Linked DNA regions of Homo sapiens: all the other regions are linked to region 1. The links are chromatin contacts, found by Hi-C in ENCODE. All regions are on one chromosome and are shown on one strand. Each heading gives the region's core, a stretch centred on a gene start or an enhancer-like site at or near the end of the contact. The rest is flanking DNA. Distances are from core to core; before and after follow the strand shown. Region 1 holds the start of SLC4A4 (solute carrier family 4 member 4). Region 2 has its middle 81 kb from the start of DCK. Region 3 has its middle 76 kb from the start of SLC4A4.

Region 1 (5,068 bases), core at 1,118-3,617:
GTCTTTTCCTTTAAGATGTAAGCTATGGCCAGATATCACTCTTGTTATCGGAACAAGGGATCAGAACCTCAAAACTGTACCTGCCAGCACTCAGCGAAAAATGAGATTACCATCAGGGCCTACTGGAAGTTGTCCCAAAGGTTACCCGATTTCTATCGCATTATTCCTCTAAATCTGATTGCCTTTATTTCTTTCACACAACATTTTTGTAAATCCAAAATGTCTCTTAATCATTTAGAAGACTGAAATCATAGTACTAACATTCAAACATCTAAAATTATTTAATATTGACTACGTGAACTAAAAGAAATACATTAATCTAAACTGAGAGTACATTCTGTCAATCTCATTGGGTAAGGTGTCTAATGTATGTTTTTAAGTCTCCAGAAATGACCCCAAAAGAGCAAATGGCACCAAAACCCTCATTCTGAAGTACACTTAAATCCAAAATGTTGGGGGTTTCTTAGTTTTCAGTTTTTTTAACATGGCTGGGACTATCAAAATATCCCATCTTGTCCTTGTCACCCCCACTCCTACAAATGTTCTCTGCCTCAACAGCTCATAATGTAGTGGTACTGCTTTCCTGTCTCCATCTACATATATGAGAGTTTCTCTGTCATCTTACTTGACAGTGTGGGATACAGTTAAAACAAATCATTCAATTTCAAGATCTACCACAAAGACCAGAATCCTATCAGTACTTTTAACTTTAAAATGAAAGTAAAAGTTTTTTCTCAGCTATAAAAGTTATAGAAAAATAAACAGGCACACTTCCTTTGAATGAAGTTATACTAATATCTTCAGTCTAAGTACTAAAATGACCATGTAAATTATTTACATGCTAATATGAAAGACACAAGAAAGAGAGCTGTAGTCAGAAACGTTTTCAAAAGACATCACATTGGCTATAAAAAGCTACTGAATATTGTTCTAATGGCATTGACGAATCTACTGAAATCACAATGAAAAAAAAAAGCCCAAATGAGCAATGTACACTTTAATTAATTTAATTCAGGTAGTATTACAACTCCAAGTCCCAAGATACAAGAAAAAAGAGAAATACAGTACAACACAGTGTCTCTTAGGAAAGGAACTGCTGCAGGATTTGAGACAATGAGCGTTTAGTACAGCCCAGTGTTCTTGATTTCTCATTAGGAGCAACTTTCCAGGGCACTGAAGCGAACCAGGAAAAGAAATGGGGAGGGTAAGCCAAAGGGGTCGCTGCTCTTCAGTGTCAAGTTGGAAAGAGCTTGCTGCGATCAATTATGCTGAGAAGGTAGGGCCTTGAGAGGGAAGGAAGGATAGAAAAAAACAGTTTTACAGGGCGCTGAAAAAAGTGATAGAAGAGAGGTAGAACTGCTTCCTCCATCTTTCACGTCAAGTTCAAGTTTTTCTTTTTGTTCTATAAGAACTTTTGTCTTTATGGTGCTTGCTGCGGTTTGCTGATGTAGTTCCCAGGTCCTGCCTTCCTCTGGTGACTTATTAACGGACTGGCAACGGCTGAGTAAAATGCACTTAAGAAAAAAGAAATCACCTCTCTTTGCCAAGACTCACATGCTGCCCAGTACCTGAGGGAGAGCTCCGTTGTCGCTGGCCAAGAGAAATTCCAGTTTAACCTATGCCTCCCCTAGCCAAATCCATTGCAAATAAATGTGTGTGTGCCACTTGCAGAGAATCTGCCTGACTCACCCCCCGCCTTTGGCGTGCCAGGGAGAGATGTAAATGCTCCGTCCTGGAGCTGGCAGTGAAGTGGGGGCCGCGGCCTCGGTAGCACCAAGAGTCCCCAAATCTCCCCCTGTGATGGGTTTAGGGATGTGTTCCTCTCAAGCAGGTGCCTGGTCACAGGGCGACCACCCAGGCTCACAGCAACACACGTGTCACTGAGCCCGAGCCCAGCCCGCCGCAGAACTGGCCCCGCAGTCCTCGTAAAGACGCCCAGTTGCGCGCAGGGGACTTAGCAGTGAGGGAGAAGCAGACCACCCAAACTCTTCCTCTAAACCCTAAGAAGGAAAAAAAATACTTTTCCGCGGAAGCAGCCTCCACACACCGCCCGCGCCCAGCTCAGGGGATGCCCGGCCCGCAATTGACCTCTCTCTCCCTCCCAGGAGCGCGCTGAGGCCGCCTGCGCGCCCTACGGAATCGGCCCCCGGGCCCGCGCCCGCCTCCGCCTTGGAGCGAGGGACCCCATCGACCCTCCCGGCAGCTGCCGGGGCCGGGCGCTCACCTCCTGGGGTCTGGCTTCCGTCGCTCCTCCAGTTTGGCGGCGGAGTGTGGGGCTGCAGCGGCCACTGCCACTGCCGCCGCCGCCGCCGCCTTCGCTGCCACCGCGGCCGCCGCCGCCACCGAAGCGCTGCCCGGCGCGCCGCCGGGGTTGGAGGCTGGGGGGCCGCGGAATCCCTGGAGGCGCGAGCCCGGGACGCGGCGGGGCCGAGCCGCGGGAAGTTGTCTGCGCCGGGCGCGGAGCGAGCGGGGCGCCAGTCACCCGCGCCCAAGTAGTCACAACTTTGCCGCCTGGGTGGGTGCGCGCTCCGGAGAGAGGCGAGCGCGGGAGAGCGGGGCAAAGGCGCTGGGGCGGGAGGGTCTTCGGAGCAGGCAGGACTGCAACCTGAACGGCCCGCGAGGAAAGGGGAAAGGTGGCGCGGGGGGATGTCTACACAGCCTGTGTGGTGCGCGGCGAGCGAGTGTGTAAGAGCGCGGGCGTCTACTCTACTTTGCCTCCTGCAGCTCCTGCATATTTATGGGGATCTCTGATGTTCCTGCTAGTAACTAACACTGCAGCAGTGGAGCCCAGCCCAGGCGCCCCTCGGGAGCAAGCCGGGGTGCGGGGGCTCACGGAAGGCGGCCGCGGCGGAGGCTGTGCCGCGAGCGCGAGCCTGCGATCCATATTTAAAGCCGTAAGTGGCCTCGGCCGGCCCCCTGCCCTGCCCTCGCTCGTGCCCGCCAGCCCGGCCCCCACCGCTCCGGGCCGCTGCTCGGCGTCAGCCGCCCGGGCATCGGCGGCGGGGAGGGGCCTCGAGCCGCGCCGCCTCCGCCGGGGGCTTGGGCTCTGTGCGCAGCGCCCGCCCGGAGCTGGCGGAGGACCCGGCTCCGGACCGGCCGCTCTTGCCTCCCAGGTTCCTTTTCTCTCACGCCCTGGGCTGGGTCCTAGGTCCAGCTTTTTGTCCTACTCAAAAGAGTTCCCCAGTGGGGAGAGCCTGTGCTTTCATGCAGAACTAAAATTGCGTGAGTTTCCCAGCTCAGATCACTCTTGACTCTACTTTATAAAACTTGGGGCGTATAGAGTGCTGCCATAACACAGTATTAAGTAATTGTTCACCTTTAACAAAAGATGTCTGAAGATAACGTGGTTGTCAACTGTGTCCTTCACTTATGTCACTGATGCCTTTCTGTCTTCCTTGGGAGTTAGGAAAACAGCCTTAGCAAAGTGATTATTTGTATTTATTCTGTTCCTAAGTCTAATAATGAGGTTCAAGTACTCTTTGCCAAGCAAATAATATATCAGTGATCCAGCACCATTGCCATTGGTAAACTATTGAATCATAAGTAAACCATTAAGATATGAACAGACTGTCAGCACAGACACACCATCTATTGTTCTGGGTACTGCTAGAGAGTAGTCACTTAATGGATTGCAACCACATGGTATATCATGCAAGTGTATATCATTTTCTAGTAATACATATTATATGTAATGTGTATGTGGACATCACTGACCAAACTGTGTTTTCAACAGTAGCCACCAAAATGCATAAAGCTCAAGAGAAATAATTTAACATACCAACTGCTCCTGGTCCCCAGTATTTCTTCAATACAAAGCTATAGCTTATAGGACCTCCAAGAGAAAAAAAAAATGAGGGTAGGGAGGAAATAATTTGAGGACAGAGGCTTTTCTTTCTAGTATTCAAAACTGGAAGAGATCCAGAGATCCATGGTGCCTCACCAGTGCTTGGAAAGCAGGTATGGAGCCTGTGTCTTTTAAAAAGTTTCTATCTTTAAAATCCTTAGTTAATGCTCAGAAGGCACAAGGAAACACGCCAATCTGATGTCTGAAATTAAAATGTACTGTCATGTGTCTGTTGTCACATCTGGCTCACATATATGTTCACACATTCTACATAACCCAGTGCAGTGATATATCACTGGGAATTTTTCATGGGAAACTCAAAACCAAAGATAAAACAAAAATTTAGCTTTAAAGTTTTCACCTAAATGATTATGTTCTGTTTCTAGGCTAATGTTAAAATTAACTTTCACTCCCTGAGCAGGCAGTTAGCAAGAATCAGCAACCGCAAAGTAAGCTAACAGGCAAAGGGAAGTCACTTTTGTATTAAAAATTTGCCATTGCTGTTCAGCAGTTTTTCACACTGTGGATTATGTATTTCAACATAGCTGGCAATTTCTCATTATAATCGTGAAGCAGCCATGAACACTCAGTGCTGGTGAATAAGAAAGAAAAAGTCCAAGAAACACATTTTTCAAGCATTCTGCTGCAAAATATATCAAACTTTCCTTCACGTAAGTTAAATAGGTAACTCCTGAAGGCATTTCAGTACAAAGATTGGCAAGAATTTACCCTAAAAGGAGCATAAAGTTGGTTTGTGGGGTGGGAGGCAGGGAGACAATGAGAGTACTATAGAGGTGAGATTTGGTATGTGTCTTAAATTAATGAGAAAAAGAGTCTTTGGCAAAGCGTTGACAACCTCTGTTATCATTTTCATTACTTGATGTTTGCTATCCCACAATTAAAAGAGTGTTCTATTTCCTTTCCTATTGATTAGTGTCCAGTAGTTGAGATATACGTGTTTTCCTTTGAAAGGTCATTGATTAATTTTTCTTATAAACTCTGCATGTGATCACTTTCGATTGCTTTTCCGGGTGATAACAATGAATCCTGAGATTTTTGTTCACCTCTCCTAAAACTTGTGCCATGTCTCTTGATTCTCATAAGCACAAAGAAAGATTTATTAGTTCTTTTTGTCTTGGGGTTCACACAGCTTGGTGACAAGAAGAATGAGCAGAAAAACTGATGGAATTAGAAAAATGGTGTAAGTAAGCTTTACTGATAATG
Region 2 (5,068 bases), core at 1,426-3,925, 110 kb after region 1:
TTTGTCTACCTAACACAGAGTGTGATAGGTAGAACGAGATAGAAACCAATATTAAAAGTACATACTCAGGGCTGGGCAAGATGGCTCATGCCTGTAATCCCAGCACCTTGAGAGGCCAAGGTGGGAGGGATCCCCTGAGGTCAGGGGTTCGAGACCAGCCTGGCCAACATGGTGAAACCCTGTCTCTACTAAAAATACAAAAATTAGCCGAGCATGGGGGTGGGCACCTGTAATCCCAGCTACTCGGGAGGCTGAGGCAGGAGAATTACTTGAACCCAGGAGGCAGAGGTTGTAGTCAGCTGAGATCTCGCCACTGCACTCCAGCCTGGGTGACAGAGCGAGACTCCGTCTCAAAAAAAAAAAAAAGTACATACTCTAAAAATCCAGGACCACTAATTAATCAACTTCAAACATAACCTCCTTACATATTTTATTTTATATATATATATTTATGTATATATTATATATTATGTATATGTATATGTATTTTTACATATATGTATATGTGTTTTTACACATATATATGTATATGTATTTTTTTTTGAGACAGGGTCTCACTTTTGCCCATGCTAGAGTGCAGTGATGCAATCATAACTCACTGCAACCTCTGCCTCCCAGGCTCAGGCAATTCTCCTGTCTCAGCCTCCCAAGAAGCTGGGACTACAGCCCTCTCCATCATGCCAGGCTAATTTTTGTATTTTTTGTAAAAATGTGGTTTTGCCATGTTGCCCCAGCTGGTCTCAAACTCCTGCACTCAAACAATCTGCCCGCTTCAACCTTCCAAAGTGCTGGGATTACAGGTGTCAGCCACTGTGCCTGGCCTTATTTTTTAAAGTTCATATTTATAAAACATTTTGCAAAAATAGATGGCTTTTAATGTTAAATGAGAAATACATTCCCAACTGCCACAGAAGAGTTAAGCACATTGCAGAAAACCCAAAGAAACAAACCTTCACATTAAAGTGCCCAGGATTAAAGTTGATACTTTTTTTTTTTTTAAAGACAGAGTCTGGCTTCATTGTCCAGGCTGGAGTGCAATGATGCAATCTTGGCTCACTGCAACCTCCTCCTCCCGGGTTTAAGTGATTCTCCTGCCTCAGCCTCCTGAGTAGCTGGGATTATAGGCATGTGCCACCATGCCAGCTAATTTTTTGGTATTTTTAGTCGAGACAGGGTTTCACTATGTTGGCCAGGCTGGTCTTGAACTTCTGGCCTCCGTTGATCCGCCCAGCTCAGCCTCACAAAATGCTGGGATTACAGACAAAAGTAGATTCTTTTATTCATTCAACAATATTCTTCAAGCATCTGCTTCATTTTCCAGATAACATTCTCGGGACTAAGAACACATTCTAAGCACTGAGGAATTCGTTTTGTCCTCAGTGGAGTTTACACTGTAGCTGAGGAAGAAAGACAATAAATAAATAAACAAAAATATAATTTGTTAGGTTGTGATAAAAACAATAAGCAAACATGAAGTAGGGTAAGATAGGTAAGGGGAAACAGGGGCAGGTTGACGGGATTGCTATTTATTTATTTATTTATTTATTTATTTATTTATTTATTTATTTATTTAGAGATGGAGTCTCGCTCTGTCGCCAGGCTGGAGTGCAATGGCAATCTTGGCTCACTGCAACCTCCTCCCAGGTTCAAGCAATTCTCCTGCCTCAGCCTCCCGAGTAGCTGGGACTACAGGCGCCCACCACCATGCCTGGCTAATTTTTGTATTTTTAGTGGGGACGGGGTTTCACCATGTTGATCAGATGTTGAACTCCTGACCTTGTGATCTGCCCACCTCGGCCTCCCAAAATGCTGGGATTACAGGCGTGAGCCACCGCGCCCGGCCGTGATTGCTATTTCAGATTGGGTAGTCAGCCAAGACATTTGAGCGGAGACCTGAAGGAAGAGCTGGAGTGAGCCATGGAGAGAGCTGGCGGAAACACCCCAGGCAGCGTGAACAGCAAGGGCAAAGTTCCTGGGACAACAGTGGGTTTGGCATGTTCAAGGAACAGCAGAAGCCAGTGTGGCTGATGTGAAGTGAGCAAGAAGGAAGGGGGTGAGAAGTGAAGCTGGAGATCACGAAGTACCTTACAGAGCATGGCAAGGGCTTTTGTTTTTTCTCTGATTGAAATGAGAGACAAAAAATAGGATTGCATTTCCTTTGCCTCACTGAAAAAGACAGTCCCTTATGTCCATCTGGGATGAAATGGAAGGTAAGAAAGAAATACATTAATAGAAATCACAATAGCAAGGAAGGAAGAGACTAGTCCGGATGAACAACACACTGCTTTGAAATCCACTTTAAGATCCTAACATAGATTCTTGCGATTTTTATCTAAAACATTGTTAATAGTAGGCTGACATTCGTGATTTCCTTCAGTCTAAATGCAGTAACCTCCTATTTTCCCATCAGGTGCAATAAGAATGCTAGTCTAAATTCAGCCTAATCCTGGTGCTAATAATAGCGCAAATGTGAAGAGCGTCTCTGAGCTAGAGATCCCCAATTTTGGCTTCTGAATTAAGCCTTGTTATATGTCCTCCAGGTTCAAGCTAATCCTTTTACTCTAATGAACAAAGTTTAAGGAGAGGCACTGACACTGTACCAGAAGTAGAAGTCAGAACAAACAACGATCAAGCACTAGCCAGGCAAATGTGCCAGCGTGAAGTCATTTCGTCTTCCTGGTTGCTGTATTTTTAGCAGTCCCTGCTGAGCAACTCATTTTCCCACACTGAGGCCACCAGGACAATTTGCCGACAGAATTTGCACACAGTTGCACAAACTACTTTGTTTAAATCTCATAACCTTTATTTTCTTCCTTCATTTTTCTTTTTGCTTGCTCCCTTCCCTCTTTCCCTCCCTTCTTCCTTCCTCCCCTTCTTCCTTCCTTTCTCTTCTCCTTTTTCTCCTTTCTTCCTTTCCTCTTTCCTTCCTCCTCCCTCCTTTCCTTCCTTTCTTTTTCTTAATAATCATGGCTACGTCCTAGACATAACTCCTTTAAAGTTTCTCACTGCTTTTTTGAAAGACCTTGCTGTGTTTAATTTTAATGGTGAGTTAAGTACAAAGAAAGGAACATCTGTTTTGAACAACAATGAAGTTTGTTTTGTGGAACTCAATTTCTCCTGGTGAATTATATTTCTAGTAAAATACTTTAATGGTCATTTCTGCAAAACAGATGAAAAATTTTTCTTTAAAATAGATGCCAGTCAGGGAGCTATATGGGAACTCTTGCTGGTGCAGCCTCAAGTCTCAGCCTATTCTCCTCTTTACAGCTCTCAACACCTGGATTCTTATCTTCCCAGACTCACTGGGATTTGAAGATTCTCATTTATTATTTATCACTATGGAGAAACAGAGTGACAGAAATAAATGATGTCACTAAACTTTTTAAAGTTCCATCAAGTTTTTCAGGTAATTAATCCCTATTCTATACTGACATCTAACTAGAGGTAAGCAAATCTCTCTTATAGTAGCACCTTTCCTGGATTTTTTTTTTCTTTTTCTTGAGACAGCATCTGGCTCTCCCGGGCTCAAGTGGTCTTTCCACCTCAGCCTCCCAAGTAGCTGGGACTACAGGCACACACCATCACACCAAATTAATTTTTGTATTTTTTTGTAGAGACAGGTTTTCGCCATATTGCCCAGGCTGATCTTGAACTCCTGAGCTCAAGTGGTCAACCCGCCTCAGCCTTTCAAAATGCTGGGATTTTAAAGGTGTAAGCCACCGCACCCGGCCTTTTCTGGATTTTCTTAGGAAATTCCATCCATCAAGTATTTATACAGCATTTTTTTTATGTGCAGGTACTGTTCTAGGTGCTGGAGAGACAGCAGTACCAAAAAGGGGGTAAAATTCCTTACACTAGTAGAGCTTACATTCCAGTGGAGGGAAACATACATTATAAAAATAAATATGTGAAATATAGTTTGTGAAGTGGTGATAAATGCTACAGAGAAAAATCAACCAGAATAGGTGGAGAGGTGGGGGTTGTGCACTTTTAAATAGGTGGTCTGGGAAGGTCTCACTGAAAAGGTACATTTGAACAGAATACTTGAAAGAATCAAACATATGAGGCACCCTTGCAGAAAGCATTTTGACTTCATTTCCTTTCTAAAAACATATTCTCCAGGGTGGTTTTAAGGAAGCATATTTTATAGCCTTTTTGATTACTTTACAAAAATTTAAATGTGTTAGCTCAAAGATGACCGCTCTCACCATTATTATCTAACATTGCTCTGGAAAAGATAGTAGCCAATGAAACTGGTCAATAAAAGAAATTAGGTATAAAAATAGCAAAGGAAGAGATAAACTTCATAATGTGTAGATGATCTATCAGTTGTTAAACTTAAAGGGAAAAAAATTGCAATTAAAAGAATTCAGCAATGTGACTGGTTACAAAGTTAATATACAAACATTAATTGCCTTCATATGTATTAATACAATCAACAACCAGTTTAAAAATCCAAAGGAAGGCTGGGCACTGTGGCTCACACCTGTAATCCCAGAACTTTGGGAGACCAAGGCAGGCGGATCCCTCAAGCCCAGGAGTTCATGGCGAAACCCCGTCTCTACCAAAATAATAATAATAATAATAATACAAAAATTAACTGGGCATAGTGGCATGCACCTTTAGCCCCAGCTTCTCAGGAGATTGAGGTGGGAGGATCGCTTAAGCCCAAGAGGCAGAGGTTAGAGCAAGCTGCAATCACGCCACTGCACTCCAGCCTGGGCAACAGAGCAAGACACCTGTCTCAAAAAATAAAAATAAAAAGGAAGATAAACCCCCATTTATAATTGCAACAACAAAAAAAAGGACCAAAATATTAGGTTCATGATTAGAAAGATTCAACATCATGAAGACAGCAATTCTCTCTTTAAAGCTATAACTGTAATGTAATCCCAATAAAAATATCAACATAATTTTTGTTAGAAAAATAGCAAGCTGTATCTAAAGTGCATATTAAAAGGAAAAAAAAAGCCATAAGGCTGGGAAGCTCTAAAAAATAAAAAAATGAATAAAAAGAGAAGACTATGCCTATCATTTTTATTTTTATTTTGAAGCTTCACTAATTAGA
Region 3 (5,068 bases), core at 1,000-3,499, 76 kb after region 1:
ACAGCCATCCAATTAAATTGCCAAGCACATCTTCTGCTATACCATAAGTGACAGGGCTGGGGAATCCACTCTGCTAATGAAGTATCTGGGGCCTTGTGTCAGTTTCCCAGAGGATTTTTCAGGGTATGTGGATATGTGTACAAGGCCAAGTAAAGATGAACCTAATAAGAAGTACTTCCATTATGGATAATGAGCAAGAGAGACTTTAACCATCTCTTCTCCACCTGATTAGTGTTGGACAATCTCTACAGCATAAATTAGAATACAATTGAAAAACGAGGAACTCTGGGCAGTCTCCAGGAGCCTCCTCCACTCAGTTTCTTCATTATGGTCAAGCTCAAAATGTACACATTGCTTTGCATAGTCCCTCATGCCCTCTGGAGGAATTCACCCTCGCACTTTACAGCAGATCTTACTTCAGGATCTCAATCTACTCTTCAAGATCAAACTGCAGGGTAAAGGTCCTCATTTTCCCATATTTTTAGATTAAAATATGACTCCACCTTCTTCAATTTCCCCCTTTTAAGGAAGGACAATGATACCTGTCATCTCAACAAAATCTCAAGAATGATCACTAAATATTTTTTTCCAAAGTGAAAAGTAGGAAAGCCCCTTCAAATTACCTAACGCAGTGGTTCCCAGACATTATTCCATTAACCAGGAACACTAGAATCACTTTTAAAGTTTATTAAAAAGAGAGATTCCCAGGTCCCACTCCAGATCTACTGAAACAGAATGACCAAGTATTGGAGCGGGGTATTTGAATTCTCTACAAGCCCACAAGGTCAGTCTGCTTGTTTGGGACCCAAGACTGACTTCCTTTGGAGGCAAAATAACAAAGGCCCAAGGTGTGATTCTGAAAAGAAAACTTTATCTATATATCACACATAATGCACACAATATCTTTTTCCCTTTTCTGTGTTTATTTTGTTTCCTTTATGCATAGCTTCTATTTTAGATCCCATCATCTCAGTTATCAAGTTTAATTTATTTCTTCCCAGGAAGCATTGTGTAAAATTACTCTGGGATTTTATGAAAATTGATGCTAATTAACCCGACTATATTTATTTTCACACTCAGATAATATGAGTAATCCATGAGAGACATTGAACTTTAGACACAAGGGAAGTTAAAACTCCTATGACGCAAATAGAGACATTAGAAAAAGACTATTGGACAATTTAAAACTAACCGAATGCTACTCTTTCCTGTTACTGTGATTGATGTTCCAACATAATTGTTTGTTTTTAATTAGTGGAAAGGAGATGTTTGAAGACATTGCAGAAATCTGGTGCCATAGCAGCCAGAGTGGAAGGAAGATAGCCAAAACTTGCCTATGCAATTGAAATTTTATTCATCTGTAAACTCAGATGGTTGTAGCACAGGATGTCTCTCAACTCCTTACTTGGTCAAAACTGCCAGCAGTCTGTGAATATTAAGAAATTTAAGGCCAAGCACAGTGGTTCACGTCTGTAATCTCAGCACTTTGGAAGGCCGAGGCGGGTGGATCACTTGAGGGCAGGAGTTCAAGACCAGCCTGGCCAACATGGTGAAACCCTGTTTCTACTAAAAATACAAAAATTAGCTGAGTGTGGTGGCACGTGCCTGTGATCCCAGCTACTCGGGAGGCTGAGGCAGGAGAATCACTTGAGCCTGGGAGGCAGAGGTTGCAGTGAGCCAAAAAAAGCACCACTGCACTCCAGCCTGGGTGATAGAGTGAGATTCTGTCTCAAACAAATAAATAAAAAGAAATTTAGCGGCCAGGCACAGTGGCTCAAGCCTGTAATCCCAGCACTTTGGGAGGCCAAGGCGGGTGGGGTGGATCACCTGAGGTCAGGAGTTCAAGACCAGCCTGGCCAACATGGTGAAACCCCCATCTCTACTAAAAATACAAAAAAAAAAAAAAAAAAAAAAAAAAAACCTGAGCGTGGTGGCAGGCACCTGTAATCCAGCTACTCAGGAGGCTGAGGCAGGAGAATCACTTGAACCCCGGAGGCAGAGGTTGCAGTGAGCCAAGATCACGTCATTGCACTCCAGCCTGGGTGACAAGAGCAAGACTCTGTCTCTAAATAAATAAATAGAGATTAAGAAGAACAAGAACATGCAACTTAGCAGTCATCTGATACCCTTACATCTGGCTTTTATGTGGCTTTTAAAAAGAAAAGCAGGAAATATTTGTAGGCCAAATAGGGTGACAAGTTGTCTACGTTTATTCAGTACTGAGAGATTTCCCCAGGACACAGGATATTTTCAGCATGAAAACCTAGACAGTCCCAGGCAAACCACCATGGTTGATTATCATAAAGCCAGACACTGAGTTCATGAGATTAAATAATTTTTTTATCCTGTAAATATAATTAACCTTTAGGCATACTGAGAGGTGAAGCTGGAGTTGCCCAGATTTTGAACAAGTGGCTGGAACCTGACAAGCTACTTCTAATATTCTGAAGTATCCCAACCATGATTAGAGTATAAAATAGCATCTGAGAGTAAAAGGACCTGATTTTTTTAGATCAAGTTTGATCTGATTAAAGGGCAACAGAGCACTTGAGAAGGAAATGTAGGTAAACATCTTTATTAAAGAGGGGCCTGGGGATTGTATTGTACACAGAACTAAATTATACACAGTACTTCAAACTGAAGAGCCCATTACAAAGCAAATCATTTAAAAAGAATCTAGAGCCTCCCAAACAGATATTATACAATGACCTACAAACAAAACATCAGTTGACTTCTCTCAGAGTAAACATGGATAGCCTTAGTAAGCATATCTAATTACCTAAACTCCCCAGCTCATATTTCTGACCATTAGATATGCCTGCCCTACGAACTTAGGCAAGAACAAGGATCCATCCATGGAACTTCTAAAGGTTAATTCATACAATTAAGGAATTATTTCGTTTCACTTTAAAGTTAACATAAAAGTTACCATGAGATTTGCCCAGGTACAGTGGCTCACATCTGTAATCCCAGCACTTTGGGAGACCATGGTGGGTGGAATACCTGAGGTCAGGAGTTTGAGACCAGCCTGAGCAACATGGTGAAACCCCATCTCTACGAAAATTAGCTGGGCATGGTAACATGTGCCTGTAGTCCCAGCTACTCAGGAGGCTGAGGTGGGAAGATCTCTTGAGCCTGGAATGTCGAGGCTGCAGTGAGCCATGATCATACCACTGCACTCCAGCATGGGCAGCAGAGTGAGACCCTGTCTAAGAAAATAAATAAATAAATAATAAAAATTAAAATGTACACTAGGCCACAGAGGATGCTGGGAAGATGATTGAATAGAAAGCACCAGGAATCTGTTTCCCCACCCAGACAGTAATTACAATCCAGCAATCTGCCTGATGCAACGATTTTGGAACTCTGTAGTCTATTGAAGATTTGCAACTTCCAGGGGAAAACTTGGATGGTAAGTTGCAAATAATTTTCATCAATTTCAGCTCTTAGCTCAGCAATAGCTACCCATCCTCCTTCCACCCCCATCCCACTGGCAGGCAGTTGTGCATGTGTTCCTAGAGCAACCTTGCACACAACTTTGGGAGCAAGGCTAGATTTTTAAAAGCACCCTATTTCCCCTTTGGTAAAAAAGGTAGAAAAATTGCCGGGTGTGGTGGCTCATGTCTATAATCCCAGCACTTCGGGAGGCCGAGGACGACAGATCACTTGGGGTCAGGGTTTCGAGACCAGCCTGGCCAACATAGTGAAAACCCATCTCTATTAAAAATACAAAACGTAGCCTGGTGTGGCAGTGCACACCTGTAGTCCCAGCTTCTTGGGAGGCTGAGGCATAACAATCTCTTGAATCCAAGAGGCATAGGTTGCAGTGAGCTGAGATGGTGCCACCGTACTCTGGCCTGGGTGACAGAGCAAGACTCCTCTCAAAAAAAAAAAGGTAGAAAAATAAAAATAAAAATAAAGGACCCTGTCCTCCAAATATCAGGGACCTGAGCTCCAATCGTTGATTGCTGCCTCTGATCACAGAGATGCAACAGGGAGGCAGTGGCCATTATTGTTTACCTCCCTCCATTGTTGCAAGCCTCTCTCCCTTTGGTTGAAGTGACTTCCAGGGGATTTAAAGGATTGGTGCATTTTCCCCCCTTCGTTTTTCTCTTTTTCCTCTTTTGGGAGCCAGACTTTAAAGACTAGGACACTCAAAAGCAACTACATATATGGGGGAAATTAGAAAATCACCATGAATGCCCAGGAAAAGATGTAGGCTCTGAAAAGATCTTCAGTTCATACCTAAGGCAGATTCTCAGCACAGAGACAGCCTACAGCAATCAAAAAACAAAAACAAAAACAGCAAACCCTGAGGAAGAGGAGAATCTGATTTTCAGAGACATCACATTATTAGAGTCAAATATCCAGATTTCAACAAAAAATCACAAGATATGTAAAGGAATAGGAAAATATAGCCCATTTAAAGAAAAAATATATATAAACCAACAGAAAATGTCCCTGAGAAAGACCTAATGGCAGATCAACTAGATAAAGGCTTAAAATATCTGTCTTAAAGATGCTTAAAGAACTAAAGGAAGACATGGAGAAATTCAAGAAAACAATATCTGAACAGATTGAAATACCAATAAAGAGATAGAAAACCTGAAAGGAAACCAAAAAGAAATTCTGAAGTTGAAAGGCAAAATAACTGAAATTAAAAATTTCAGACTTTCCAGGATTCCAGAATGAGAAGAGAGAGAGAGAAAGGGGTTGGAAGAACAGTTGAAGAAACAATGGCTAAAAATTCCCCAAATTTGATGGAAATATATGAATATAAACATCCAAGAAGCTCAACAAACTCCAACTAGGTTAAACTCAGAGACCCATCCTGAGACACATTATAATTAAACTGTTAAAAGACAAAGGCAAAGAGAATCTTGAAAGCAACGAGAGAGCAGCAACTCATCACATACAAGAAATCTTCAATACAATTATCAGCATATTTCTCATCAGAAACTTTGGAGGCCAGAAGCAGTGGGCTAATATATTTTGTTTAAAGTGCTAAAAGAAACAAATGGTCAACAAGAATCCTATATGCAGCAAAATTATCTTTCAAAAGTGAGGG

What was found. Hi-C counts contacts between places; a loop is a spot of excess contacts on that map. Pooled maps may share reads with other maps.
Region 2: a map of ascending aorta shows a loop between it and region 1 (6-fold over the local background). The contact joins the enhancer-like site here to the promoter of SLC4A4 in region 1. A Hi-C loop is called at or near these places in 2 of 168 maps with a recorded cell type or tissue (ascending aorta and gastrocnemius medialis) and 3 of 50 pooled maps.
Region 3: a loop to region 1 is called in a map of natural killer cell, with 4 times the contacts of the local background. The contact joins the enhancer-like site here to the promoter of SLC4A4 in region 1. A Hi-C loop is called at or near these places in 1 of 168 maps with a recorded cell type or tissue (natural killer cell) and 3 of 50 pooled maps.

What each region holds. Positions count from the first base shown.
Region 1 is chr4:71,184,558-71,189,625 of GRCh38, reverse strand. SLC4A4 (solute carrier family 4 member 4) reads right to left here and starts at 2,367. Exons shown (of 26, transcript NM_001098484.3): 1 at 2,225-2,367. It overlaps LOC124900712 (a long non-coding RNA gene), which reads left to right and starts at 3,102. Exons shown (of 2, transcript XR_007058133.1): 1 at 3,102-5,045.
Region 2 is chr4:71,072,463-71,077,530 of GRCh38, reverse strand. It overlaps a transcript of SLC4A4 not described here. Among named protein-coding and RNA genes, the nearest start is that of DCK, 81 kb to the right of the region's middle. Within about 2 kb of position 2,675, at least 6 of the 41 ENCODE cell types and tissues checked have a DNase peak (open chromatin) inside an H3K27ac peak, as active enhancers do; they include ascending aorta, where a contact is called at or near this core.
Region 3 is chr4:71,108,377-71,113,444 of GRCh38, reverse strand. It overlaps a transcript of SLC4A4 not described here. Among named protein-coding and RNA genes, the nearest start is that of SLC4A4, 76 kb to the left of the region's middle. Within about 2 kb of position 2,249, at least 3 of the 41 ENCODE cell types and tissues checked have a DNase peak (open chromatin) inside an H3K27ac peak, as active enhancers do; they include natural killer cell, where a contact is called at or near this core.